Regions from separate parts of the Homo sapiens genome. Here all the other regions are linked to region 1. The links are chromatin contacts, found by Hi-C or POLR2A ChIA-PET in ENCODE. All regions are on one chromosome and are shown on one strand. Each heading gives the region's core, a stretch centred on a gene start or an enhancer-like site at or near the end of the contact. The rest is flanking DNA. Distances are from core to core; before and after follow the strand shown. Region 1 holds the start of SPAG6 (sperm associated antigen 6). Region 2 has its middle 78 kb from the start of ARMC3. Region 3 overlaps PIP4K2A (phosphatidylinositol-5-phosphate 4-kinase type 2 alpha). Region 4 overlaps PIP4K2A (phosphatidylinositol-5-phosphate 4-kinase type 2 alpha).

What was found. A loop is a pair of places that touch in the nucleus more often than their neighbours do. ChIA-PET counts read pairs that join two places held with the same protein, here RNA polymerase II (POLR2A). Pooled maps may share reads with other maps.
Region 2: a loop to region 1 is called in a map of ascending aorta, with 2.3 times the contacts of the local background. The contact joins the enhancer-like site here to the promoter of SPAG6 in region 1. A Hi-C loop is called at or near these places in 1 of 168 maps with a recorded cell type or tissue (ascending aorta) and 7 of 50 pooled maps. POLR2A ChIA-PET finds 5 or more read pairs at or near these places in 1 of 52 experiments (BJ).
Region 3: a loop to region 1 is called in a pooled map, with 2.4 times the contacts of the local background. The contact joins the enhancer-like site here to the promoter of SPAG6 in region 1. A Hi-C loop is called at or near these places in 1 of 37 single-sample maps with no recorded cell type and 7 of 50 pooled maps. POLR2A ChIA-PET finds 5 or more read pairs at or near these places in 4 of 52 experiments (HepG2, MCF 10A, activated CD4-positive, alpha-beta T cell and 1 more).
Region 4: a loop to region 1 is called in a pooled map, with 1.9 times the contacts of the local background. The contact joins the enhancer-like site here to the promoter of SPAG6 in region 1. A Hi-C loop is called at or near these places in 8 of 50 pooled maps. POLR2A ChIA-PET finds 5 or more read pairs at or near these places in 5 of 52 experiments (MCF 10A, PC-3, activated CD4-positive, alpha-beta T cell and 2 more).

The regions. Positions count from the first base shown.
Region 1 is chr10:22,342,155-22,349,636 of GRCh38, reverse strand. SPAG6 (sperm associated antigen 6) reads right to left here and starts at 4,141. Exons shown (of 11, transcript NM_012443.4): 1 at 4,001-4,141; 2 at 3,819-3,914. The coding sequence starts at 4,025. RefSeq lists enhancers at 3,296-4,112, 4,073-4,292.
Region 2 is chr10:22,846,057-22,853,538 of GRCh38, reverse strand. No RefSeq gene overlaps it. Among named protein-coding and RNA genes, the nearest start is that of ARMC3, 78 kb to the left of the region's middle. Within about 2 kb of position 3,903, at least 21 of the 41 ENCODE cell types and tissues checked have a DNase peak (open chromatin) inside an H3K27ac peak, as active enhancers do; they include ascending aorta, where a contact is called at or near this core.
Region 3 is chr10:22,679,375-22,686,856 of GRCh38, reverse strand. The region is part of intron 1 of PIP4K2A (phosphatidylinositol-5-phosphate 4-kinase type 2 alpha); the gene reads left to right. Among named protein-coding and RNA genes, the nearest start is that of PIP4K2A, 31 kb to the left of the region's middle. RefSeq lists enhancers at 2,804-2,873, 3,414-3,633, 4,374-4,493. Within about 2 kb of position 4,521, at least 19 of the 41 ENCODE cell types and tissues checked have a DNase peak (open chromatin) inside an H3K27ac peak, as active enhancers do.
Region 4 is chr10:22,627,137-22,634,618 of GRCh38, reverse strand. All of the region lies in intron 1 of PIP4K2A (phosphatidylinositol-5-phosphate 4-kinase type 2 alpha), which reads left to right. Among named protein-coding and RNA genes, the nearest start is that of PIP4K2A, 84 kb to the left of the region's middle. Within about 2 kb of position 2,703, at least 6 of the 41 ENCODE cell types and tissues checked have a DNase peak (open chromatin) inside an H3K27ac peak, as active enhancers do; they include endothelial cell of umbilical vein, where a contact is called at or near this core.

The DNA of each region.
Region 1 (7,482 bases), core at 2,892-5,391:
ATAGCTGGTTCAGGAAAAGTGTATTTTATATAGCTAAGTTTAAAAGTCATTTTCTTGGAGCTTCTATTAGTGTATTTCAAAAGACCTCCTAAACAGAACTAAAAGTGGCCTGGTGTTCCAGTAAGCCACAAAACATGTTTCTTATATTTTATAACTAACAAAACACCTCCAATTGCTGAAATTTTACAATTGGTAGAAGTAACAATGTATTATCTCTACTATTACAGTCATGTGTTACTAATTATTCAGACGGGAAGTATCAAAATTTGTTTTTAAATAGCTGCAAGAGGTAATGGTTCAAACATATAGAATTTGAGAGTACATAAAGAAATTTTATAACAGACATTAAACTTTTTAATTGTTCATATGAGTTCTTTTAATTTAGAGGAATAAAACCTCAGTGAGGAAAAAAAAAAACACCTCAAGGTTATAGATGCTTTGTACACCGTTCTTTCTAGTAATAATTTTGTTTAGAAATCAAACTTACTACCCAGGCGTGGCGGCTCAGGCCTTTAATCCCAGCACTTTGGGAGGCTGAGGCGGGTGGATCCTTTGAGGTCAGGAGTTCGAGACCAGCCTGGCTAAACATGGTGAAAACCCTTCTCTATTAAAAAAACAAAACAAAACAAAACAAAAATTAGCCAGGTGTGGTGGTACGCACCTATAATCCCAGCTACTCAGGAGGCTGAGGCAGGAGAATCACTTGAGCCTGGGAGGCAGAGGTTGCATTGAGCTGAGATAGCACCACTGCACTCCAGTCTGGGCGACAGAGTGAAACCCTGTCTCGAAAACAAAAAAGAAGGAAATCAAACTTAATCTTTTCCAAATAACTCTGAAGAAAAGATCTTGCAACATACTTTGTCTGCTTTGGCAATTACTTTGGACATATTTAATAAAGCAAATTCTCTTATTAGTGTATAAAAAACACAATAAAAAAGATTGGAGACTTAAAATGAAATAAAAACTCCATTGACAATTTTCACCTTTAATATTCCTTTCACATAGAATAAATTCAAAAATTCTTAACAAGGGAATTACTGGTTTGATCATGATACCCATATGGAAAATATTTTTTACATTATCTTGGATCCATGATATATATTTACTTAGCATATTGGAGGGAAAAATGAGAAAACAAACAAAATCTTCCAGGTATGTAGACAGTATGTCAAAGTCAGGAGTAATATGCATTGGTATCTGAAGCTACCAAATGAAGGCATTTGACTGAAAAAAAGTTTGACCATAATGTATAATTGATTTACACATACTGAGGCTCATTCTAAAGCCCTTTTTTAAAATTGTAATTTTTTAAAAGAACAAATCATTTGAATGGTTAAGTAAACTGACTATTAAGAAAGAAAACTGGCCGGGCGCAATCCCAGTGCTTTGGGAGGCCAAGGCGGGTGGATCACAAGGTCAAGTGATCGAGACCATCCTGGCCAACATGCTGGAACCCCGTCTCTACTAAAAGTACAAAAATTAGCTGGGCATGGTGGCGCACACCTGTAGTCTCAGCTACTCAGGAGGCTGAGGCAGGAGAATCGCTTGAACCTGGGAGGCGGAGGTTGTAGTGAGCCGAGATCATGCCACTGCACTCTAGCCTGGCAACAGAGCAAGACTCTGTCTCAAAGAAAGAAAGAAAAGTTTTCATAACAAAGTTTACAGGTTCTTTTTTAATCAAAAGAATAAATACATTGAATATTCATTATGTCTGTATTTAAAATTGCTAAAGGAATGCTTGAATTGAATCTCGATAACATGAAATTTGTTAAAAATAAGTCCCTCAGGAAAAGAAACATTTTAGCATGCTACCCAGATATTAGTCAAGTGCAGAGAATTTCAAAACATAAAGTTATATTCCTTTCGTATTCATCTTTCCTAAGCCAGACCATAAGTGTAGAATCTTATATCTAAGCCACTTATACAGTCAATTTGGATTAAGTTCCATTGTGAAGTCTACATTGCACTCTTATGGGAGGAGCTAACCTGCCACTACTCACTAAAACATGATACTCCGTATCTTAAAAGTTATGTATACTTTAACATCTCAGTATTAAAATTTGAAAATAATATCAATTATTTTCCCATTTTAAAAGTTTTAGTTTGGCTATATTCATATTGTCCAGAAACTAAATCTTTGTTAAGTAGTAAATGTCCATTCACAAAGGTCATTGAGAGGGACTGAGAGAAAAAACTTTAAAAGTTTACACTTTAAAATTACTTTTAAATACACTTCTAAAATGTAACATGTTCTAATACCTTAGTCTGTGTTAGTCTGTGTATATGAAATACTGTGTGCCCAGTATTGTTCTGGGTACTTGGAGGAGTACGGGTGCATACACACACACAGAATACAGAAAATCAACCCATATAAAACAACTATAGAACAAAGGATTATCAATTCTGAAATGACAAAATTTTAGAAATGGAGAAGAGATTAGTGGTTGTCCAGGGTTAGGGATAGCAGGAGGTGTGTGTGGCTATAAAAGGGCAAGAGAGAGGATCCTTGTGACAATGAAAGTGTTCTGTATCTTGACTGTGCTGGTGGTGGATACGCACGGAATAAAATTCTATAGGACAAAACACACACACACACGAACAATTAAAAGGAGGAAACCTATATAAGATCAACGAATTTTTATCAATGTCAATGTCCTCCTTGTGATATTGCACTACAGTTTTGAAAAATGTTACCATTGGGGAAACTGAGAAAAGGGTACACGGGATCTCTCTGTATTATCCCTTACAGTTGTGAATCTACAATTATTTCAAACTAAAATGCGTTTAGAAGATTATAAAATATACTTTATTGTAAATACATGCCCCCCAATAAAAACACACAAGGAATAAATGCCAAAAATCCTAGTGACAAAACGAAGTATCACATAGGTGCAGTAGTAATTCCCCTCAAAGAAACCCAGAGTAATCATTACACTTAAGTATTCTTGCTGTCAACATGTTAATTGTTTAAATTATGTGTTAGTTTTAAAGATCACATCCTATAAACTGAAGATTTCTCATGACACAGTAGTGATAAAATGCTACCTTACAGTTCAGATGGTGGTAGAATCATCCAAAAAAAAAGAAGAAGAAAGAAGAAAGAAGAAAAGAAGAAGAAGAAGAGGAAGAAGAAGAAGAAAGAAGAAGAAGAAGAAGAAGAAGAAGAAGAAGAAGAAGAAGAAGAAGAAGAAGAAGAAGAAGAAGAACCATTTTCTCTTATCAGTTTATGTTATGAGATAAGAAGATCTCTCTCCCTCCCTCTCCCCCTCTCTCCCCCTCTCACATCTGCAAGAGTCCGGACTGAGGAGTAGAAGGAACGCGCCATAAGGATTTCGCAAAGTCTGGTCTCTACCTACTTGGAATTTCTTGGAAAAGATTCAAGCATATCATTCCCCTTTCACTAAAGCAAGACGAGAAATCACGTCTAAACCACTGGAATTGCTTTGCTGTGAGGAAGTCGAAGGTGATCAAAGGCAGGGTGGCATGCAAAATGGCACTTGGATAAAATGGGTCTCATTAGGGTAGAGTCCCATTCACGTAAAATGACTCCAGGCAATTCCTAGGGCCTCGACTTTCAACCTGACACTTGCCTGTGTGCAATGAAGATGGAAACAGGGACAACGCGCACCTCCCACAACCATCTGGAAGCTTCACCCTCTCGGCCTGACCCCCAAAGACCCGCTGAAAAGAATGGATGCTTTTGCGAACTCCGGTCCCCACACTGCGGCTCCCCAAGAGCTCCACGGGCAGGGCAGCGGGGCGGAGGCGTCGGGGACTCAGTGCGCGGGGGGCGACGGGGGTTCGGGCTCCGGGCTCACCCGCGTTCTGCAGCGTCTCGATGTTTTGGGGTCTAGTCGCCAGCTCCGCCACCATCTGCACGAACTGGGTCCTGGCCTTCTGGTATTGCTCGAACACTGCGGGAGAGAGAGTCGGTGGAGCCCACCGCACCCGGGTCTCCTCGGCGCCAGCTAGTTAGGGCACCTGCCCGCCTCGGCCCTACCTTGCAGCACCTGCCTCTGACTCATGGCGCCCCCGCCGCCGTCTGCCCTCCTCGAGCTCTGCGGGGAAGCCGCTCGGCCTGCGAGTCCACCAAGGGGGCGATCGTGGCGACGACTCGGCCTCCGACGGGAGCCGCTTCTCTGTGTACCCGCGTCTCCCGGGCAACCTACCGGAACCGGAACGCGGCCGTCTTGCTGCAACGGCCAGTCCCGGGCGTGACGTCACGGCCGCGGTGCCTGGGCGCACTGAGCGGGGCGGCGGCGCGAAGACGCCCGAGCTCGAGGACTCGGACTGCTGGGGCTCTCAGCGCGCCAGGCTCGCGGAGCCGCCGGGACATCGCGCGCCGTCGAGTATCCCTGCACTGCCCGGAGGTCGGAGCTCCTTACAAAGCGACCCCAGATTGCCGTGGTATCCTGACTGCGGCGCGGGTCGGGACCAAGCGCCGGGAGAGCCCCACGCGCCAAGGGAGCCTGGTTCGAGGGCAGCCAGACGAGTAAATTGCAGCCCTGGAGTTGTCTGAGCTTCGACGGTCCCGAGAAATCTCACACGTCACATTGTACAATCCGATCAACACATGAATGTCAATGCAACTTAAGTGTTGCATTGACATTTAACACTGCACTGACAGTAAAACACTGATTTAGGAATCCGTGTTTTCTTTTGTAACCCGCTGTTATATACCTGGCATTCCTGGTTTCAAGATTCCTGGAGGAGCATGACAACCATGTTCACACACTTAATTACACTGTATTGAAAGCATTTAATGAGCACTCAGAGACTCAGTGAGGAAAGCAGATGAGGAAAGGATGTGATGAATGTCCTGTCTTCCCTGGCTTTCTCCTAATGACTACTAATTTTGCTGTTTCCTCACTTTTATGTGATTTGTAAATATTTTGTCTTAGTCTTTTAAATTTAGGCTTCGTTATGTTGATGAATGACATCTCCAACAGAAAAAGAGAGAGAACCTTTACCTGGAAAACCAGACTTCCCTATCTTATATAACTTGAACCCTTTACCCAGTTTCTTTTAACAAAATTGAAGTACTTAGTCTATTACTGGTTTCTAGCTTGTCTTTGAAAACTATATACCAGTTGTTTCAATGACAGTTGTCAACTTTAAATGTTCCTCCATCAAAAACTACAATTTCACCAGATGTCAAGTGGATACATAGCCGCAGCTGCTGCTAAGTAGTGCCAAGACAGGAAACCCCTTGATATTTCTTCAACAGAAGGGAGCATGCAAACTTAACTGGTTCTATATTTGGAATGAGTCCTCTATATTTATCTTTGAGATCTCACCCTTCACTGAGCTCTTGATGAAGTCCTGATACTTTGTGGAGCTCCAAATAGTTGGGGAATGGTCCAGCAATCAGAGAGAAGAATAAGTGTGTTTAGTCGGGTCCCTAATACCCCCGAAGGGCAGGTACATGTCTTCTGCTTCTGCAGCTCAAAAGCCAGTGATGGCCACAATCTTTTTACTTAATTCAAAGTCGTAAGTTTTACAGTGATATCTATATTTCCCTATGGGAATATGTCCTTTAAAATTAAAGTTATGCGTTCCCATTTAGAGACGTGGGAGGAAACAGATTGAGTAAATAATTAAGATTGCAAATAAGCCTTGTAATTTTCAGTTCCTTGTTGAATGATGAAAAAAAATCCCCTTAAAAGTTTTTATATTTGGTTTCAGTCCTTAAACAAACAATTCAAACTCTTAAGCTACTCCAACTGCCATTTTTAGCAACTGCTTTACTATTTGTTTTCCATTTTAAAAGTGTTAAGAGCTCAATAGAGGGGGAGAGGTCTAAACCTATAAACATAACACAGTATGGGATGCTACTAAGTTCTTTGAAAACATACGTTCAAAAGCTATGTAAATTACTTTAGAGTCTGAGTATCTGTTATTAACAATATCTTTTAGTTAAATTGTATTATTCCTGATAAAACATAATATAGGATGCCTACTTCATATCTGAAATTGGACATATTAAAGAAGCTTGATCTTTGCTCTTTATTTTAGGTTCCTTCTTAAAAAAATCTTAAAAACTAAATGGAGAAATGTATGTAACACAGAGTGATTACAATATGCATATAAGTGAAATTATTAGTAATTCAAGCATAAAATATGGCAGATTACTTTTACTGACAAGAAAACCAATCTGTATTTTCTGACCCATTTTTCAATGTACTAACTCTAAAACAAAATACTATTCTGTTTTCTAAAGTTAAATGAATGTCCCATGATCACATACACACCTCTAAACTAACAGTTAAGCAATGAAAAAGAAAACAATTCAAAGGGATACTTCGGTATTTTAAAAAGTATTACAGGAAGATTACTGTTCTTAAAGTACCAGCTGACTTTAGAGATATACAATGTAACTGGCACATAAGACTATACATTTGATTGAGAATGAACCATTAGCTGAACAACTTGCAAAAAAGTGTTTCCATGAAAGGTTTGTTTGGAAGCCTTTGGCTACTTTTGTAAAACGCTAATCATAATATGTAACTTCAAAATCACTTTTTCAAATATTTCCTCCTTTATTTATGAAAATGAGACTGAAAATGACAACAAAATAAAGCCAGTTTTAAAATCTTGTTGTTTCTCTTTGCATACCTCCTTTGAGAATTCAGAAAATCCTATTATCATGGGAATATATGCTATACATACCTAAAAGAAGCTTTGCTAATTTTAACACCCATGTATTTTTTCTTCAGTTCCTAGCTGAATTTTAAAATTTAAAGATTTATATATGCTAATTAGATATTAATATCTGCATTTTAAAACTGTCATTGAGTTGAATCAAGTGTTTATATATATTCTGCATCAAGCCTAACACGTATTCATTATTAATGTGTGTCAAACACCTTGCTAATAACAGAATGTGCCTTTCTTCCAGGACATGAAGTCTAGTAGCAGATAGACATCACTTCATTCTACCAGCATATATACCGCAGCCTGCATTCATTCAATGGGCATGTACTGCAGTCTGCCACTGTTTTAAGGGCTGTAATTGCTCTAAGTGCTATTAGTGTTTTGGGGGCAAAGATGAGGGACTTATGGTAAAGTAGGCGAAGAAGTGAGAATACCTAAAACATCATTTAAATAACAAAAGGCTTCTTGTTTTTAATAAAAATTAGCTGAGTTCTATGCAGCTATGAAATTTCCCTCCCCTAAAATAATTTTTTCCCCAAAATCATTGTTAGCATTTAAGAAGGCATTCAACGGGCAATTGCATGTAATTACTGAAGTTATGAGACTACATTAATCATTTTGCAAACACTAAATTTAAAATTACTAAAATAATTCATAGTTACATACTGGAATTAAAAATAAAGGCATTACTTAGTCCATAACCAAGTTGGTGGAACAGAAATATTACCTATAATGATGAAAGTAAACATGACTATCTTAAATGGTGCATCGCGCCTCTTTTGGGAAATAATGTCAGGATTTTAGGTCTGAGCCGACCACCCAGTTATT
Region 2 (7,482 bases), core at 2,654-5,153, 500 kb before region 1:
TTATGGAGGTGGGCTGCCATCGTCTTTGCTCCTTGTTCCACTTGCATCCACTACTATTGTTCCCTCTTGCAAAAATTCTTGCTTTTTTGGACTTCGTGGTTTTCAGCTCAACCACTCCTTCCTGTTATTTTCTTCTAGCCAATTCCTGGTCACTCCCTTCCCAGCCATTTGTCAAAGTCTTAGCATGTGGACTCAAAGTCCCACCATCCTGCCCAATAAATTCAACAAACACATGGCGTTCCGCTGTACCAAATGGCCTCTGATTCCTCAAGTTCTCATCTGCAATAGCTCTTCCACTCCACTCAAATCATCCATCCTAGTGCACACACATTGGGTCTTCCTGTCACTCCCCAGTCCCCCACTTGCAGAGTCACTGAAGCAAATGTCCTCTGAGCATCACTACTTCCCCTTGCCCTGGCTGACTCAGCTCCTTCCACTGAGGCCATTCCTCAGCCCCATCAGGATTTCAGGCTTGCAGCTCCATCCTCAGTCTCTCAGTGCCTTGACCTTGTCCCGTCTGCACATCCTCCTCATCTGGCAGATGCCAAGGGTTCAGCAAGTTGATAGCCCTTTTGCCAATACTCTATATTCCCTTGCCCTTTGAGCTTTTTTTGTTTGTTTCCCTCTTCTGGCAAACTCTCACCCCTAATGAATCCAGCTATTTGCATTCCAACCCCCAGCAGCTGAACTCTTCTGAAGAAAGGCACGCAATGGAGCAGACTGGCTTTATTGTAAATGCATAAAAATGAATCTCAGGGCCGAGTGCGGTGGCTTATGCCTGTAATCCCAGAACTTTGAGAGGCTGAGGTGGGCTGATCACTTGAGGTCAGGAGTTTGAGACCAGCCTGGCCAACATGGTGAAACCCTGTCTCTATTAAAAATACAAAAATTAGATGGGCATGCTGGTGCAGCATGCCTGTAATCCCAGCTACTCAGGAGGCTGAGGCAGGAGAATCGCTTGAACTTGGGAGGCATTAGTTGCAGTGAGCCCAGATTGCACTACTGCACTCCAGCCTGGGCAACAGAGTGAGACCCTGTCTCAAAAAAAAAAAAAAAAATGAATCTCAGATGGACCCTCTTACTACATATTTTGATTAACTCACTCTCCTACTTTCCATCAAAACTTCTACAGAGCTTCTCCCCTCCTTTGGTGACAGCCACTCTCACACCACATGCACACACAAACACACGCATCTGCCCCTTCTTCCTCAAACTCAGCAGAAACTTTGCCATCTACAACACAAAGAACATTGAAGCTGTAACAGAAGGACTCTGGGATTGTTCAGAACACTCTTTGCCAGGCTCTGGTGGTGCAGGACTTTTTTGTCTTGCCCTCATCTCTCTGGCTACCCCATTTCCTTTGTACAAACCTGGCCATTAAATATCCACCATGTTATGCCAGAACTTTTCCTCACTCCACGTGCTTTTCTTAGGCATTCTTAGCAATGACAAACTTGCACAGATGACTCACAAATGCATATCTCTAGACCAGACATTCCATCGGCGCCTCCGACCCATCTGTCCACCTGTCAACCTGTCATCTCCATGCAGACATCACAAAGGCACAGCAAAAGTTCCTACCTAAATCACGCATCTTCCCACCTTCCAATCCATGCTCTTCTTCTACCTCTCTTATTTCAGCACAAGATACTACCATCTTTCCTGTTCTACAAGCCAGGTATCTAGGCATCATCCATAACCTCCCTGTCTCTCTCACCCACTATTGATTCTAACACCTTGTCCTGCTCATTTTACCTCCTAAATACCTCTCAAATCCATCTCCACACTAACCCAGGCAACCATCAGTCCCAGCCTGTATAATGTCAGTTGCTTCTTCCTGCCACAGCTTAGACCACCACACTACTCATCCTGTAACCATACTTTACCCTTCTCCTCCACTCAGAAGCCAGAGTGATCTTTTAGAAACATAATTCTGAGAACGCAGCTCTTCTGCTAAAACTATTCAACAGCTTCCATTGCTCTAAGAATAAAGAGAAAATTCTTTATCCTGCTATTTCCTGAGATAGATGCCCTTGGTGGCCGTTTAGGTCATGCTTCTTCATGCCACAGGACCTGTCTCGTGTTGTTCCCTCTATTTGGAAATGTCAGTTTTCTAGCAAAGACTTCTCTTGTGGCTCTGATTGTCAAATTGTTGCCACGCAATCAATGGGCTTGCTGCCTGATGCACACAGAGGCCAATATGATGGCACCAGCTTTTGAGAAAAGAAAAGCTTTATTGTCATTTAACTCACAAGGAGACAGGAGGAAATGCTCAAGTTTGTCTCCTGGAGCTAGGTGCTGAGGCAGGTTTTATAAGCATAGGGTAATGAGGTGTGATCTGATTGGATCTCACAATGAGGTGATGCCAGGAGGCATGAGCTGATTGGATCCTGCCATGAGGTGATGACCGCACTCAATCTGGTTGGATCCTGGATTCTGCCATGCGGTGCCTGCTGCTGCTTTTTTTTTTTGAGATAGAGTCTTGCTCTGTTGCCCAGGCTGGAGTGCAGTGGCACGATCTAGGCTCACTGCAACCTCCGCCTCCTGGGTTCAAGCGATTCTTCTGCCTCAGCCTCCTGAGTAGCTGTGACTACAGGCGAGCACCACCATGCCTGGCTAATTTTTGTATTGGCCAGGATGGTCTCAAACTCCTGATCTCATGATCCGCCCACCTCAGCCTCCCAAAGTGCTGGGATTACACATGTAAGCCACCGTGCCTGGTGCAGTGTCTGCTTCTTAATTCAGTCTCTGCTCCTCAGGCTGAGCATTTAGGTTCTTGTGGTTGCACACTTGGGCATGGTCAGGTTACATAAGCTTCAACCTCGGGGGCTCTTGGCAATAGAGAAACAACTCACAACTTTGTTATGTAAAAGTTGAGCCAGATTGGTCTGGTGCAGTTAGAAAGTCTCCCTACTATAAAATATCCTTCAATATGGCTTCAGTTTTACAACTATTAGTATGATTATTTGACTGATGTCTTTCTCCCCTTGCTAAGGAATGCTGCCCTGTGAGCATAGGGACCCTGTAAGGGCCTGGTTCCTTATTGTCTGCCTAGCACATGACAAAATGTCAAGCACAAAGTAGGCAATCAATCAACTTTTGTTAAAGGAACAAATGAATAAATGATCAGTATTATGTCTTTGTGTATCTCTATAGAAATATTGATTAATTTATCATGTAACCTATAACTTAGTTCATAGGAGAGGATACCATTCTTTAAAATCAACTCTTGGCCAGGTGCAGTGGCTCACACCTGTAATCCCAGCACTTTGGGAGGCCGAGGCGGGTGGATCACCTGAGGTTAGGAGTTCGAGACCATCCTGGCCAACATGGTGAAACCCCCATCTCTACTAAAAATACAAAAATTAGCCAGGCATGGTGTCGGGTGCCTGTAATCCAAGCTGCTCGGGAGAATGAGGCAGGAGAATCACTTGAACCCGGGAGGTGGAGGCTGCAGCTGAGATCACACCACTACACACTCCAGTCTAGGCGACAGAGTGAGACTCCATTTCAAAATAAAATAAACTCTTTGCTGTATAAGTAGCATATCATAAATCATTTTTTATGATTTATGATATGCTCGTCTCCCTCTTAGATGACAAAATATGCAAATATTCTGTTTGCATGGCAGTTTTGTTTCAGAGTTCCCTAATATTTTATAATATTACTCCACTTACTGTAGAATTTGAAATTAAGGAAATATTTGGGTTTTCAGTTTGGACCTTTTGATTTCTCTCCCTTTTTTTCACTCACTGATTTGCGTTTAAACTTCTACTTCTCTCTACTTACCAGACTCTGCTTCCTAACAGAGACCTTCCAGGATGAAAGGGCTTGTGGTTGGAGCTCAGCCACGTTGGTGCCGGGCAGTCATAATGGCTGCATTGTGCAGGGCGGCGCCTGTGACTGTCAGAGCCCGGCAGCCTCTGCTCCAGCTCCGGGACAGATTGTTCTCACTGCTGTTGCTCTGATTAGTTGTTTTTCTGATTCTAAACTTGGCTTTGCAGTCTGAGTTATTTCCTATTTAACCTCACATGCAACGTGGCATCTGGCCATGCCTCCTGAGAAGGCTTCTCTGATTCTGCCAGTTGAAATATAACTTGGTTTGTGTATGTGGGCTAGACCCTCCTGAGTCTGTCCCCTGGGAAGGGAAATAGGTTCTTCTGGTGAAGGTGACCCGGACCCAGACCTAAGAACATTTGCAGAACATTTGGATTGGTCTTAAGGTCCCCTGCCTACCCACACATTCCAGCTTATTCCTCCTTCTTCCACTCCCCACCCCAAGCCACTTCCCACTTGGGACCACTAACACTGATCCAGCAGCTTCTTACCTCTTGTGGTTCCATTCACTCCTCTTCTCTCTCTGTGCTCTCCCTCTCTGCCCATCTATGTGCGTTTCCTTCACGGGCTCTTCTTCCTCTTGCCACTGAACATGAGTATCCCTCAGGCCGCCACCTTGACATCTTCTCATTGCACTTTGCCCACCCTCCTTGGGAAGTCTTTCATCTGGAATAGGTAGCATCAACTCGAACCTCCATCCTGACTTTCAGATCCATATATTCAATGCCACTTGCAGAGTTTACCAGTCACTACTGTTTCATTGGACAGTATGATGCACATAAAAGTGTTTAAGGCAAAATAGAGAGGCTGACAGTTCCATAGGAAGCCGGTAGGAATGGCGCTTCTAGGGGCAGAGAGCTTTGCAGTGGCCTTCAATTCCCATCACATAGGATCTATTTGACTATATTATCAAGCCCAGATATGCTTCCTTTGCGAGGGGACAGGTTGCAATCATTATCCTCCTGTGTGATGACATCTTAAGTGGCAAGTGACATTCTTGTCAACCACCAATATGGCTAAGATATGAGTATGCATGATGCATTCTACCGTATATTTTCTCTTTTGAGGTTTAGAAAGATACAAGAGCACTCTTAAAACTGTAGAACAAAATCTCTTTGATAATATCATGGGGAAATTGCCACTGAAAACCCATTGGTGGAAATGTTCAGTCACTAGTATACAAATGCATTTCATATCTAATGTTGTTTTTTGAATTTACCCTTAATATTGGGCACTATTTACAATTAAATGAATGGCCACAATGTAACTATTAATGATAAAATGTCTATTTGCTTTACGAAAGAAATATGATCCCTGGAAGTCTTTGGTTTTGCATTTAAATTAATTAGTGAATTGAATACCTGTCCCTTGGATTGCTCATTTACACTCTTACTAAAAAGGTGGCTAGCTTGTCAGAGGAAGTACTTTCAAATTGGCTAATTAATTGCATGACCACATTCCCATGGAAATAGCAAAAGGGCATTCTAAGGACAAACAAAAAATATCTGCACGGGCATCATACTCGTCATCAGCTCTAAAGTAATGTTATCTGTAGACATCTACTCAGTAAAAGAGCTGCTTGACTAATAGGACAGATTGGCTTCAGGAAAAAAATGTATATATATGAAAACTGTGTTTACGTCTTATCTAATTAAAGAATATATGGTATCAAAGACTAAGTTTTAAACATTTAATATAAAATGAGCATTCACAGATATGAACAGTGCTCACATGTAACAACTGGAAAAGAAAGCATAATAAAATTAAAGATGCAAAGTTATATAAATATATATATAATATATATATATTTTTTGAGACATAGTCTTGCTCTGTCACCCAGGCTGGAGTGCAGTGGTGCAATCTTGGCTCACTGAAACCTCCATCTCCCGGGTTCAAGTGGTTCTCCTGCCTCAGCCTCCTGAGCAGTTGGGATTACAGGCATGTGCTACCACACGTGGCTAATTTTTGTATTTTTAGTACAGACGGGGTTTCACCATGTTGGCCAGGCTGGTCTCAAACTCCTGACTTCAGGTAATCAGCCTGCCTTGTCCTCCCAAAGTGCTGGGATTACAGGTGTGAGCCACCATGCCTGGCTCGTTATTTATATATTTGCCAGAAAAAAATAGTGGGACCTTGAGGGATTTAAATCTTCATAGGCTAAAAGTGAGGCAGGAGAATAGGGTCTGGAGGCAGGAACATAAGGCCAATTCACACTGACTTCCTAGGACTAAATCAAATGGAAACACTTCAGCTATGATAGGAAATATCCTCTCCATTTACATAGGGCATACACCAAGTAACCAATGGAAACCTCTAGAGGATATTTAAACCCCAGAAAATTCTGTAATGGGGCTATTGAGCCCCTATGCTCGGGCCCACTCCCACCCTCTGGAGCGTACTTTTGTTTTCAATAAATCTCTGCTTTTGTTATTTCATTCTCTTCTTGCTTTGTTTGTGCCTTTTGTCCAAATCTTTGATCAAGACGCCGAGAACCTGGACACCTTCAACCATTAGCATAAGGATTCAAAAAAGCCCAAATTTTGACCTAACGTATTATTCTACTGAATACAGGGCATCATCCCTTGCTTTGAACTGTATCTAAATTAGCCTGCAATGATAGATCCTGGACATAGCAGGTCATGCCAGTGTTTTGAAAACCTCACCAATGATGCCACCATATTGTATGATTCAGGTCCACAACACCTCCATCCAAATTCCCTCCAATTCACAGTCAAGTAGCTAAAACAACCACATTAAAATAAATCAATTACTCTTGATAGGCATACTAACCTATGAACAGTCTGAAACCCCACTGGAGTCCCAGTTCTGAGGAGGTGTGCTTTAGCCTTCTCCAATAAAACATGTTTTGTCAGTGGGCGAGGTAGCTCACATCTGTAATCCCAACACTTTAGGAGGCCGAAATGGGAGGATCACTTGAGTCCAGGAGTTCCAGACTAGCCTGGGCAACATAACAAGACCCCTGTTTCTTTTTAAAAATTAGCCAGGCATGGTGGTGCTCGCCTATAGTCCCAGCTACTCGGGAGGCTGAGGCAGGAGGCTTGCTTGAGCACAGGAGTTGGAGGCTGCAGCAGGCTATGATTGTGCCACTGTACTCCAGACTGAGCAACTGAGGGAGACTCTGTCTCTAAAAAACAAAAGCATGTTTTGTGAAAGATACCTCATTAACAGAAGGTGGCATGCAAACTCTCTAGTTTGTATGTTCTGAATAATACTTTTGACTCTTTTTTTTTTTTTTTTTTTTGACTCCACCTAGAGTCTGTCCTCTCCTCCCAGCACTCCTTACTTGACTGAATGACAGAATGGATGTGACAACAGATTCAGAGATTTGTTAAAAAGGTCATGTCATGCAAGAGGTAATGACAGGGGTGCAGACTTTGGGTTTCAACCTTTGGTTTCTGGAGTTGATCTCATAGCTTTAGCCTCATAATCTTGCATGATCTGTGCTGAGAATCACGCTGTGGCATATTTCCAATGCATTTCTAAGGATCAAGGTGCATTCAAAGTTGGTGGAAGGATTCAATCTAGTGAATGTGGTGGGTGGATGGATCAAAGTGAATGTGATTCTGGTTTCTTGCTTGTTGCTGCCATGTCCCTCACTGCTTGGAAGAACTGGAAAGTGGTTTT
Region 3 (7,482 bases), core at 3,272-5,771, 340 kb before region 1:
GCGTCAGCGTGAGAAATTTAAAATGTTGAAATGTTACCTACTTTGTACCATACTCTACTTTATTCCTAGATTAAAGAAAAAAATAGAGGCTGGGCACGGTGGCTCACACCTATAATCCCATTCCTTTGGGAGACAAAGGTGGGAGGATTGCTAGAAGTCAGGAGTTTGAGACCAGCCTGGGCAACAAAGCAAGACCTCGTTTCTACTAAAAAAAAATTTTTTTAACTAATTAGTTGGTGTATGCCTGTGGTCTCAGTACTCAGGAGGCTGAGGTGGAACTTAAGCCCAGGAGTTCAAGGCTGCATTGAGCTTTGATTGCAACACTGCACTCCAGCTTGGGCAACAGAGTAAAACCCCATCTCTTAATTAAAAAATAAAAATCCAATAAGAAGAAAATAGAGCTTGCTTTCTTCAATTATTGAGTGACTTCTCAACCTAGTATAACTAACAGGAAGAAAAGTCTTTTTGATGCCTACTGATGTCAGTTTTCAGAACCCTGAAAGGAATCCAGGGGTTTAAAGTCCCCTCTCTCAAATGGTTTGTGGGGTTTAGTTAAGACGTAATTTGTGGAATCTATTGGGAGATTACATTTCCTTCAGGAGAGAAGAACAACTATCTAGGAGTTCAAGTTGTCCAAGGATTTGGCCAACTGCCTTTGGGAATAATGAGTTTCCTGTTCCTGAAATTATCCGAAATGTGCCGGTTCAGCATGTTTCCAAGTTGTTTTCCACAGTGATAGACAGGATGGATAAACACTCAAAAGCACAGCAGACTCCCATGGGCACTGTCGGAAGTTTGCAGCAATCTTGACACGCCCAGTATTACTCGATCCCTGCCTCACTTAAGGCGAATATTGGAATGAGAGGGAGAGGATGGCGTGGCATTGAATCTACTCACATTCATATATAAAAAGTAAATTAGAGAACTGTAATTGTTATTAAATTACAAACAACAAAATAGGTAACTGAGTATTGCAGTCACCAGTGTGAATGACTGGAGGTGTTGTCTGCTGACCTCATGGCCTGCCATTGCTGTGAGGGGCATGGCACCAGACGAGTGATAGGACTAGGTAGCTTTTCTCTTTCTCCCTCCCTGCCCCGCCGCCACCCCCACTTCTTCTCTTCTGTTGTCTCTTTTTTTCTGAGACAGTATCTGTCACCCAGGCTGGAATGCAGTGGTGGGATCATAGCTTACCACAGCCTCAATCTCCTGGGCTCAAGGGATCCTCCTGCATCAGCCTTAGCCCCCCTGGGTAGCTGAGACTAAAGGCACATGCCACCATGCCCAGCGAATTTTTAAAGTTTTTGTTTGTTTGTTTGTTTTTTATAGAAAATGGGTGTCACTTTGTTGATCAGGCCTGTCTTGAACTCCTGGCATCAAGTGATCCTCCTGCCTCAGCCTCCCAAAGAGCTGGGATCACAGGTGCAAGCCACTGTGCCCAACCCTTTTCACTTTCTTAACCCTGAGATTTTGATTCTGTCATGACCAAAATTTCACAAGGAAAATTGTCTTAATGATTCGCCTCTCTTCTGAAATTTTTTAGTATTATGATTCATTAATAGTATGACTTGATGCTAAATGTCCAAAACATTGTTTAATAAAATCAGTTGAAGAGTATACACTGGGACTCTTAAACTCCTTTTAAAAATTATCTGGATATAATCTCTTATGCTGTGTAATTATAAGTTGTACTTCTTATCTCATAACTTTAAATACTCAATTCAAGCAGAACCATTTTCAGAATCAAAGTCCTATTGAAAATGTAAACATTAGACTTCTTGAAAAAATATATACATGGCAGATCTACTGTGGTTGAAATTAAATGACAAGAGTGTCACCAGTAATGCGGTTTCTGTTATTGCACGGGTTCCACAGGTGTAAAAATAACCCTTACTAGCACCCTGTTTTACTAGCTGGACACTTGCCGAAATGGTCAGGAACACAAAAGTGAAGCAGCTGTGTATCGGACAGCTGTGGACAAGATGTCCATAAGCAGTGCTATAAGGACCCACCAAAGCACAACTTCAGATGACTTGGCAGGGCGGTGACATGCTGGGAAGCAACAGTCATGGGCTGTGCATTTTCACAGAAGTGTTCAAGGAACTCCAGGGTAATTTACAAATGGCCACTTTGCCATATGCCTGAGACACTGGAAAGATTTTTAGTGGGTGGCATCCTATAGACCAGGGATTGTTTTGATGCCAGGGAGCTCGAGCTGATACTGGACATTGGAAGGTGTGTCAGGTTTTCTGATAGACAAATTATGTTTCACTAATAGAATGTTTTGTTTGAGGTAGGGAATATTTTTAAGAGGACAAGGAAAGCCAATAGGTATATTTTTAAAAATTATGAACATATATGTATAAGAAACAGTATAATGAAACAAGCGCATTACAAAGAATAATGATAAAACACATTGTGTGTTAGCTTTTGGCAGAAGGAATATAAGCTTAAAAGTTTTTTAAACAACTTTCTTTGGCAAAAGAAGTAGAGGCAGTGGCAATCAAAGAAAAAATAAGGGATTCAGACAAAGCGTACCTAGTATTAACTGTTAGTACCACAGATACTAATGCTGGTTTTTAATTAAAACGACCCAATCAGTAATGTCTTTGAGATTGCCTAAATTTACATTTTGCTCTCAAGTATTTTTAAGTCATAAAACAGCAAGCCAGTGGGGAAAATAAACTGAAAGATGGTTTGCCACAGGCCTGAAACTGTGAGTGGGGAAGTTGGCATACTAAATTGTAATACAGACAGATGTGAGGTAATGCATTTAAGGGGGGGAAAAAGACTACATTCTACACACAAAGTAATGGGCTCCAGGCTTCTTGTGAGTATTTCAGATAGGAATCATTCAGTTTCTAATGGGTATTTGGCCGATGTGGTGCTTATTGTAGCCAGGAACGTTCCGGGCAAGGAAGCGCTGGGCGATTCCAGGAGAGATATAAAGAAAATATTTCAAGATCTGACACACTTTGAATTGTGTGTGTGTGTGTGTGTGTGTGTGTGTGTGTGTGTGTGAACTGCTTGGTAGGAAAGCTACAAGAGAGACTGGGAAAGGCTAAGGGAGGGGCGACTGAAAGAGGTACCAAACCATGAGAAGAAATTACAGTCAGGAGGGACGCTGCAGTCTGGAAAGATGAAGCTGTGATTAAAAACCATGATAAACACGTGCTCAACAGACTTCTTTATCAAACCCTGCAGAAGGGAACAGAAGAAAGCAGTTGCTGCTTGAGGGGGAAAGTTAATGGAAGAAGAAAATAACTTGTTTTCGACAGTTGACAAAGCAGTTTCACCTTTGTCATCTCACCTGACCTGTACCCAGCACTGAGGAGAAGGCTGGGGACAAGTCATTATTCACATTTGACAGATGAGCAAACAGATCAGAGTAAGTGACTCGGCTAAGTCCACACTGTCAGCTCTGCGGTCAGGATCAAACCTGGCTCTGACTCAGGTCCCCTTGCACTTGGCCCACCTCTGAGTTGCGAAAACTTGGGGTCTGTACCACAGCATGGAAGACTTAGGATCACTGTGAAAAACTGTGACTTAAGATCACAGTGAAAAACGGCAAATGCAAATACTGTTAAAGCCTTGACTCGGTGGTATGAGCAGAACTCATAAGAGTTGAGTCAGAGAGCAGTCCAGGTGTCTTCAGCTCAGATAGCTGCCCTTGCTAGAGAGGCTGCTGGTTGAACAGTAATTTATCAGCTTGATCCAACATAAAGTTTCTTCATTTTTATTTATACTGTACTGTCGTGTCAGCTGTTTTTGTTGTTGTTGTTGTTGTTGTTGTTTTTCTTTTTCTTTTCTTTTTGGCTTCAGAAATGGCCTCAGCTACGCAAAAATAAAGAAGGATCTGAAAGATCAGTCTTGTTGTAAAGAAGACAGCAGGTGACATGGTAGATGACCGCACATTGTTCATTCCCAAGGTCATGGGTAGTGCCAGGATTTTCAGACGCAAATGATGCATATGTAAAGATGACTGGACCATCTGTGTCTCTTCAGATCCTGTTGCAATTACCAAGTGTTCCCAGCAAGGGTTAATGTGGTGTGTGAACCTGACTAACCTCAGGTTCTAGTTCTCCCTCCCTGAGTAGAGAGTCTAGGAGCCAAGTTCAGACTGGCTCAGTCTGGAGGAATTCACAAGTGAGGCAGGTTTAATGGAAGAACAGATACTCTGAGGTTTTGGAGGGCCTGTGATGTGCTTGTCAGCGGGTTCCTGCTTCTGCCACCCCCACCACGGAGCACCAACCATGTGGTTTGTTCTTTGTGTACTTTGTTAGCTAAACTCTCAAGTGTCAAGTTGATGGCACTTTTTTTTTAGGTTCATGGACACTGTTACTGTCCAATAATTTGTAAGTCAGCAATGCTTTGTTTTATCAGTAAAATAAAACACTATATTAGGAATAGCATGATCAGAACAGGGTGGTTTCCTAATTTTTAGATTGCTGGCCTTTTCTAGAAAATAAAGGCAAGGTGTGCATACTTGAGGTTTGAGGGCTACCATTGCCTCCTGGCAGAGGAAATGAGTAGGCCTGATAGTTGCTAGGTTAAAAAGAAACAGTAGTTGAAATACTGAGAAAAGTTTAATGAAAAGTAACTTTGGCTCTTAAGTAGAACAGTTTGAGGACAGTGAAAAATTCAGTAGCTAAGGGTTGTGTGCTCTCTACACAGGGATGGTGTGTGGATTTGTGGATAAGGTATGCAACAGAGTACTCCTCTTTGAGCATTTTTATATCTTGAATTAACTATAGCACAGGAGTTGGCAGACTATGGCTTGTGGGCCAGATCTGGCCCGCTGCTTGTTTTTGTGTGGCCACGAACTAAGGATAGTTTTTACGTATGTACAAAAAAAAAAATGGTTTTCTAAAAAAGTATTTCATAATGTGAAAATTCTATGAAATTCAAATTTCAGTGTCTGTAGATAAGTTTGATTGGAACAGAGCCACACTCATTTGTTTGCCAGTTTGTAGCTGCTCAAACAGCAGAGGTGAGTCATTGTGACAGAGACTGTGTGGCCCGCAGAGCCTAGAATTATTTACTGTCTAACCCTTGCAGGGAAAGTTAGTCAGTTTCTGCTACAGTAAAATATTGCTGGTAGCTGAAATTAGGAGTTTTCACCTCTTTTCCTGCGTTTTATTTTTTAATTTTAATTTAATTTTATTTATTTTATTTTTTTTTAGAAATAGGGTCTTGCTCTGTCACACAGGCTAGAGTACAGTGGCGCCATCATGGCTCAATGCAGCCTCTACCCCCCAGGCTCAAGGCATCCTCCTACCTCAGCCTCTTGAGTATGTGGGACCACAGGTGCATGCCACCACACCTGGCTAATTTTTAAAATTTTTTGAAGAGACAAGGTCTCACTGTGTTGCCAAGGCTGGTCTCAAACTCTGAAACTTAAACAGTCCTCCTGCCTGGGCCTCTCAAGGTGATGGGATTACAGGCATGAGCCACTGTGTCTGGCTGAGAAGCCAGGTCTTGAGAAGCCAGGTGGCTCAGAAGGCCTAGCTGACAGTGTAGGGGAGACAGAGGTCCCCTCCAACCTCCCTTTAGCTCTTAGTGGGCTCTTCAGCTGGATCTAGAAGTCAGGTTGACATCAGGCAGATTAATAGGAGAAAGGAATACAAATTTTCTTAGTGTTACTTGCACCTGGGAATCTTTAAAAGAGTGAAATCCAAAGGAATTGGCCAAAGCAAGACACTTTTATGCTGAGAACGATACATTTGAGAAGAAATGACAAGAAAAAATCTGGGGCAGTACATTTCTAGGGGAGTCACTGGGAGGATACATGGGGAGTATAAAACAGGTAGAAGATAAGGGCTACTTCCAGAAATTTCCTTATTCAGGTTAGTTGCATCTTCCAAACCCTAGTCTCTGGGATAAGGGCTATTTTCTCGCCTGAATAGGTGAGGGGCCCCTCCCAAAGGAATCTTTGTGGCTTGCTACATGCAGGAAGACCCAGGTCACCTGGCTTGTTGGGGTCAAGTTGGAATCTACAACTTTTTCAGTGTTTTCAGCTCACACTAATCAATATAAAAATCCGGCATATTTTGGGATGGCATGTCCTTCACTCTTTGAACAACATCACCAAGACCTCAATACATGTGTAGGGTCACCTTGGATCACCAGCCCTCGCTGAGCTGTCGCAGGAACACAATGTTGAGCCTCCTTGAGTTCTTGACCCATGTCATTATGAGCCAATAAAATGGCAGTGGTTTTAAGCCATGAAGTTTTGGGGTGTTTTTTACGCAGTGTTACTTAACTGAAAAGGACTAGGGATGTATGCTAGCCTTTTTATTGTCATTCATGACAGAGGGAAAATACCCTCTCATCCAGGATGTTAGTAAAGAATGTAGTTAAATCCTTCTGCCACTTGAGTTCCTGGTACGTGTGGCTCATCTAAGACATTAAATGCTATTTTTATGATTATAAAAACAATGCATGCTTATTGGAGAAGATTTAGAAAAGGATAGAAAATTCTAAAGCACAATATTTAAATTACTCATAATTCGGCCATCTAAAGATAATCACGATTAATACCAGCCTTTTCTTTAAAAATATATTCTTGTTTTATAAAATTTATTTATAGTTTTGTACTCTGCTTTATTCGTGTAGTAAACAAGCATATTTCAAAAACATAATTTTTAATGACCACAGCAGCCCATTTAAGTGGATTTAAAAATCCACATAATTCAAAAGTAGTGCATGGTCTTCATTTTTTGTTTCTAGGTTTGCTAGAGTATTTTTTTTTAAAGGAATCCTTTTTAAAGACAGCTTTATTGAGATATAATTCACATATGATATAAAGTGTACAATTCAAATACCATTTAGAATATGCAATTCATTGCTTTTTAGTATATTTACTAAAATGTATATATTTTTATATACTATTTAAATATAGGGGTTGTATAACCATTCTCAATCTAATCTTAGAACATTTTCATCCTCTCTAAAAGAAACCTAAACCTTATTTCCCCCAACCCCTACCCCCAGCCCTAGGCAACCACTAATCTGCTTCCTGTCTCTGTAGATTTGTATGTGGGCTTTTGTGACTGGCTTTGTTCATTTGGCATAAGGTTTCCAAGGTTCATCCACATTGTACCTTGTAACAATACTTAATTCCTTTTTATGGGGGTCAAGGCATATTCTATTGTGTGGATAGACCACATTTTGTTTATCCTTTCACCCATTAATGGACCTTTGGATTGTGTTCATGTTTTGGCTATTACGAATAATGCTGCTATGAACATTTGTGTAGAAGTTTTTGTGTGGACCCATGTTTTTATTTTTCCTGGGTACATACCTAGTAGTGAAATTGTTGGGTTATATGGTACCTCTGTGTTTAATTTTCTGAGGAATGGCCAAAGCAACTGTATAATTTTACATTCTTACTAGCAATGTATGAAGTTTCTAATTTCACTGCATCCATGCCAATACTTGATATTGTCTGTCCTTCTTCTTATAGCCATCCTAGTAGGTATG
Region 4 (7,482 bases), core at 1,454-3,953, 290 kb before region 1:
AGGCAGTCTCCATTTCTAATGTGAATAATAACCTCTTAATTGGTTTTCTAAATTTGGACTTATAAAAGATCCTATTATAAGAAACAAGCGAGTAAATGCCAAACAGGTTAACAGTAACATATGCAGAATATGGTATAATATTGCTGCAAAGAACTCGGCCAAAACGGATACAGCGTTCTAAAGTTGTTGGAACAGCCTTGTCAGCAAGTGTCTAAATGTTCCCCCAAATCTGTAACCGCTAAAGGAAACAAACTTGAAAATAAACAAGAAGTACCATAGGAAAGGAAGGTGATACACCAGAGCAAGACATTACAGTTTCCTATAGCAAAAGGTGTGATGCATGATAGTTTTAGATTGGCCAGCAGTAATGAAACAGGCAAGGCCACTTCTGTTCTGTCCCGTCCTCTTTGGCTGGGCTCTTTGGTCTCTTCTGTGATTTGTGGACACAGTTTTCACAGGTGCTCAGGGTGGCATTGCCTCTCAGCTGCTCTGTGAAATATCAGCTGCAGGTTCTATGTTGAGTTCATGTTCATAGTGACTCTAAGTCCCATAATCATATTTTGATTTAACTACATTTTGTTTTCAATAAAAGTCAGCAAAGATCTATTAAGCGTCTACTCTGGGGCAGCCCTCTGGGGACAGTGATGACAATGACAGTGAAGTGCCTGAGCCAGGCACTGTTGTGGACTCCGTTTTTCCTCACAGCAGCTCCACGCTCCTAGCACTGCATCTGAGATGCCTTGAGAAGCCGACACTCACTTTTCTACCTGTGAATTCGCTTGCTTGGCCTCCCGCTTGCTTATGCCCAGTTGCCTCCATACTGGGGCAAAGATCCGAGAAAACAAAACTACATGCGAGTGTTTAGCATTTATTGTTTCCTTGGTGACCAGTTGTGTGAAGCATTTTTGGAACATATTGCAGACAGCTCTGGGTGTGGCGAGAAGGAATGACGGTCCGGGTGAGAAGGACTCAGCGCCTGCCATGTCTCGGATCCCTTTGACCTGGGTTTCTTGCCCCAAGGTCCCCTCCCCTGCCTGTACCCTTTGCTCCTGGCTCCAAGGAGCACCCCAAAGTTCCAGCCTATCCTGAATGATGAAGATAATTATATTTTTTCCCTCTCCTTACTGGTAGCTGGGACAAAGTTGGGATTTTTTTCCATGAAGGTATTTTTACTGTGGGTAAGTGGGTAAAATAAAAAGAGCAGAGGATCGCATAGACTTACAGAAAGTGAGTGTGTTCTACAGAAAGGCTGTGTGTTTGTTTAATCTAGCTCCCATCTACCTCGTAAGCAGCTTTCCCTCCGGCTACTTTAAGTAGTTGAGCAGGTTTTTCTTTTTCTTTTAAAAAATTATGTCCCTTTCATTTATTTATGTGTTTATAAAACAAGAGGCAGTTGAGAGCCATGGCCAAGAGCCCAGGTTCTGGAGCTGTGTTGCCCAGATCTGAATCCCCTGCGCCATGCAAAGGTCTCTGTGACCTTGAGCCATCACTTAACTCAGCCTCTGCTTTCCTACTGTAAAGAGGGGGGCTGTGTAATAGTTGTGCCCATTTCACAGGGTTAAGGTGGTTACATGGGAGGCTATTGGGGTGGTTAGCAGATACCCGATGTATACTAAGCCTTAAATAAAAGTTAGCCTTAGTGATGTATTGTTATGGGCCATTTTTTGAAATGATGAATGTTGAGGATGAAAAGGGGCCATACAAATAGAAAACCAAAGAATATAAAACAAAATATGAAACTCAACCGCTTCCTACAAGTAAGATATTTTTTTCTTTTGATTGGAAATTATCCATCAAATTTGATAATGTAAGAGAGTCAAGAATATATTATGTCCTATTTCCCCCTACCTTTTTTCCCCATAATTTTTATTTCAAAATAAGCTCTAGAGATTCTTAGCTGGTTCAGCAGGTCATGGAGTAAAATTAAAAAATAACAATGAAGGGGCACTGAGCTAGGTGCCAGGGATATGAGTGTGCCTGGTGGCCTACACCGGAGGTCATGCTTCTTGCACATGGAATAGAGCAGATGACATTGCTTATCCCAGTGGGGTGTGAGAGAAATACTCCAATTAATTGTATGTAAGGTGCATTTTGTGGCATAAAAATGACAAATCCAGCTAACACCAACTTGTCAACTTTAGTAAGGATGGTGCAGATTATTAGGGAGAAAAACAATGTTGTACATACTATACTAAAAATACCATTTTAATGTTTGTTTTTATTTTCATTTTGAAACAATTTCAGACATAAAAATGTAGCAAAAATAATACAAAGAACTCCCATATGGCCTTCACCCAGATGCTAACATCTTATATAACAAATAGTACAGTTATGAATATGAGGAAACTAACACTGATACAAGATGACTGCGTAATAATAGAAAGCTCTTATTTACATTTCCGCACTCATTCCACTTTTGTTTTCTTTCTTGTCCAGGATCACCTGATGCATTTGGTTGTCATGTCTCTTAGTCTCCTTTAATCTGGACTATTTCCTGTCTTTGTCTATCATGACCTTTACACTTTTCATGAAGACTGGTTATTTTGTAGAATGGCTCTCACCGAGAGCTTGCTTCCTAATGATTACATTCATTATGCAGTTTTCACGAGAATACCAGAGCGTTAGTGTTGTGTCCATCTCAGCGCACGTATCAGAAGGCGCGTGATGTCCACTGATCTCATCACTGAAGCTGTTGACTCTGGTCAGTTGGTTACGGTGATGTCAGTGTCAGCTCTCTCCACTGTTAAGTCACTGTTGTTTCCCTTTGTTCTTAAGTATGTTGTGGGAGATACTTAGAGATTGTGTAAATATCCTGTTTCTCAGCATACTTTTGCTCAAAAAAATTGAACATTTATTGCTGATTCTTAATGTGTAACAGTTATTACTGTGGTATTTGCAAATTGCTGATTTTTTAATTTTCATTATTCCTTCTACATAGTTGAAATTGTACTGTAAGGAAGAGTTTCCTCTTCTTCCATAGAACGTGAAATCATAGATTCTTATTCTATGGCTACTGTATTAGTCTGCTTAGACCCACCACCAAAATGCCATCAGTTGGACGGCTTAAATAACAGATACTTATTATCTCCCAGTTCTGGAAGCTGGAAAGTTCAAGATCAGGGTTCTGACAGGGTTCGGTTTCTGGTGAGGGGTCTCTTTCTGGCCTGCAGATGACCACCTTCTGCCCCTGTCCTCACATGGTGGGCCTGGGCTGGGGATGGGGGCATTGAGCTCTTTGGTGTCTGTACTTAAAAGGACATTAATTCCATCAGATCAGGGCCCACCCTGATGAACTCATTTAGCCTTAAATACCTCCTAAGGGCCCCATCTCCAAACAAAGTCACACTCGAGGTTAGGGTTGCATTGTAGGAATTTGGGGGAGACAAAAACATTGAGCCCATGACAGTTACAGTCTGTTATTATCACTATTTACAAAAAGGTTATTAAAAAATATTTGGAAGAGGGATTATTGCTAAAGCAAAGAAACTCTGTATTGACCATCAATACAAAGTAAAACTGAACGTCGTATCCTGTGGTGTGTTAGTATACCGTGTGTGGCCTGTTGTGCTGCTTTCTGGGCAGGGTGCATGACTTGGCTCCTGATCGCGAGAAGCTGTCATTTTAGTTCCTACCTACTCTCTTGTCCCTGTTGCCATGTTCCTGTCCATTAGTATTTAGTCTTGTAAGAAGAATAAGAGAATTGATGTGTCAAACCTTGCCTGAGTCTGCTGGCTTAATTGGGTGGATGATGATGGAAGGTGAGAGGACCCAGAACCCAAGTATGTTGTAGTAATTGATAGATGGTGAGTCATCCCTGCAATTTGCATATCCTGTCCCAGCTTTAGAGGACTGTTGGGGATTTTGAAACCAAAACTTAACAGAATATGAATTCTGCTGTTGCTCAAGTTTTTGAGTTTGTTACCCTTTGTGGCTCATTCTGAAGTTTTGCTGATAATCATATATTTGCTAATGTCTAAAAACAGAACGGTTGGGTCACTGCTGTAAGGCAGATAAATACAGCAGTTCTAGAACCTGCTGACTTGGTGGATTCACATCTACAAGGGAAAGCAGTTTTCGTTGTAAAAATCCCCATTTCATGTATAAGAAAGATGATTCCTATCTAGTCATGTTTTTAACAGTCATCTAGTAATTCTGTATTTTAACATCTAAGTAGCTACTTATATTCTGAATAGCTACAAAGCAGAGCACTTGAAACAATCTTTAAAACATAGGGCTAGAGGAAAAAATATAAACCACATGATTAAACTGTTATGGTGATCATCAGGGACAGTGTAAATCATTATGGAAATTAGGTGGAGGAAATGGCATTGTATCATTACCAGCTTCATATCAAACAAAAAGGCTGTTTGATATGAAACCCCAGCCCTCCAAATAACTGGGACCACAAGTGCATGCCACCATACCTGGCTTTTTTTTTTTTTTTGTAGTCATGAAGTCGCCCTGTGTTTCACAGGCTGGTGTTAAAACTCCTGACCTTAAGCGTCTTCCCTCCTTGGCCTTCCCAACATGCTGGGATTACAAGCATGAGCTACTGCGCCTGGCCTTGGGTGTGCTTTTGGAGTCAGATGGAAACTTCTTGAGAAATACAGAGAGCATCTTGTAGCTAGTCCAGTCAACCAAAGACATTTTTGGAGAACATCTAATACCGCTTCCTTTTGTCATCTAGTGAAAGTAAAATATCTTTTTTTCTTAATCCTGTTTTGAAGACATCTTATAGAAAGGAGGGCTCCCCTGCTCACTCCTTCTTTAGAATTGAACACTTTTATTATCACATGTATCATGTATCTACATGTGCTAATAAAAACAAAAACTACAGCAAAGACTGGGTTGTCTTTGGTTGGAATAGGAAATATATTTCCTCTAGAGTGTTAAAAAGGGTAAGAGAAAACTAGTGAAACTGATTTAGCTAATTTAGTCAACAAGTTAGGAAAATGACATTTCCTAAAGTTCTGATGGGGTTAGCTCTACCTCCTCAGTGGAAATAGTAAACCACCTGGAATTTTACTTTTAGTATATGTCATTATTTGTATTTTAAATTTATCTTCAGTGTTGTTTATATATTACTTTAAAGTCACTCTTGATTTTTTTAATTATAATACAGAACTTTGTTTTCTTTTAAAAGGACAACTTATTTTATAGTTAGCATAGATTGCTTTCCTCGAAATAAAAATTGTCATTCCATTCTAGCATCCTCTGCCAATTGCAGTATGACTCGAGGTATGACTGCAGTTGTCTTAGAATCATAGGTCTAGTGAGTGCTTTAGGCTTCCACATTTTTGAAAAGAATGCAAGTATGGTGGACCTTTAACCACATAAAAGTAAAATATTAAATGAAGCATGCTTTTAATAGCCATCCTGTCATTTTTAAGGTTTCAATAGTGTATGTTTAGAGGCAGTGAATTTAAAAGTGTTTGTATATTAAAGCTTAATAATCCTTAAGCATTATTAAGTTTCTGGTAAATTGTTCTGTTTGATGGGCTGTCAACAAATCATGTGGAAATAAGAGAGAAAATTGTTGTTTTGGATTTTTTTAGCAAGGAGAGTTATGTAAACCAAAAACAAAATTCTGAGGTCCCCAAACCATCTGAACGGACCCCTCCTGTAGGCCAAGGGTGTTCCAAAGTTAACCTGAAAAACGTGTTCAGGCCATGATGGAAGAGGGGGTTGGACATGCCTCATTCTACCATTTTCCCTTTTGGAATTCAGGAGAAGCCAACCAGCATTAACCTCAACACAGATCTTAAGTCTGATAAGAAGCATTTACAGTCTGTTCTTTCTGAAGCTTGCTACCTGAAGGCTTCATCTGCATGATATACCCTTGGTTTCCAAAACCCCTTATCCTAACTCAGACATTGCTTTCTATAGAATAACTCTTTGAACCAGTTGCCAATCAGAAAATTTTTCAATCTACCTATGACCTGGAAGGCCTGCCTTCCCCTGCTTCAAGATGTCCTAACCAATGTGAATCTTACGTGTATCTGATATCTCATGTCTCCCTAAAATGTGTGAAACTAGGCTCTGCCCCAGCCTCCTTGGGCACATGTTCTTAAGATTTCCTGAAGGCTCTGTCATGAGCCGTTGGTCACTCATATTTGGCTCACAATAAACCTCTTCACATTACAGAGTTTGACTCTTCGTTGACGTTACTGTTTCCTGAGTATACAGCAACAATTTAAAGCATTTAGGGTACAATTTTTTCTGTGATTTTTGAGACTTTTTCTAACGATCAAGATTCATACTATAAAAAGGACTTAAATAATGGATATGAACATTTATAAGTTTGAGATGCTGTGCACATTTACAAAAACAAACAACTTCTTCAAAAATTGCTTGGCTGGTGGAATTAGTCTGTGGAGAATATTTTATTGAATTTATTTTATGCCAGTAAAATAATCTTTTAGTAAGTCATCTTGTGTTTAATCAGTCTAAACTTTGGTAACTTGGTAAACAGAAACTTAATCATTGGCATTGTAGCTTTTGGGTTTCTGAGAGATCATTATGAATATCAGGATTTTTCTTTGCTAGATATAATAGTAAAATCACTTTAAAAGTTTATAACCCAGGGAATGAGTTTAAAATTTGGTCAACAACTGTTTCTTGTAGTTGGTTCCTGGGATGTACCAAGTGTGCAAAAATGAATAGATCTAGTCCCCACCCTTAAGGTAGCTGTAATATTGTAGGGAATAATGACAACCATAGGCCAACTTTTCTCTCATTAGGAAAAATTGTGTTTTATCCTGTTGTGACAGCTAATGCTTATATTCTTACATTCTCCCTAGACTGTCTTTACATAAGAAATTACTAGAGTCCTCAAATAAAGAATATCATGGGGATTCTTAAATTTGACAGTAAAAGACCTTGCACACAGGCAAAGCCCTTGCATGGTGAGGTGGCAGCAATGAAAGCACAATGTGTCATGTATCCCAGCAGGTTTGTACAAAGCCACAGCCAGTGGCTTTCCTTATCTTTTTTTTTTTTTTTTTTTTTTTTTTTTTTTTTTTTTTTTATTACATATTAGCTTTTGGTTAAACAAATGCAGGTCTATTTTCAGTATTTCTTTCACATTCTTGATGAGCAGGGAAAGGCAATGTATTAGAGTTTATGTAAAAGAGATATTTGTGAGAAAATATTAAAGAAACTAATACGCTATTTAAGATCTGTATTATTCACCTAATAACCTTTGAGAGATCACTTAGGGCAATCTATGCTGTTCCTAGGAATATGTGTGTGATGCTGGGTGGTTTGGTGGGAGAGACTGTGAGAGTTAAATACTCACAGTCTGCATTTTATCTTGATGAAAACTGTTAGCCTCAAATGATTCAGAAGAATTTTTAGAGGTTTCCAGGTTTAAAATGTAGTGAGAACTGCCTGGATTAAATCTGGGTAGATTGCATGCTTGATTCATGTTCATAGCATATGGAGAATGAGAAATTAATGTTAATTGATCTAATTAGGAATTAG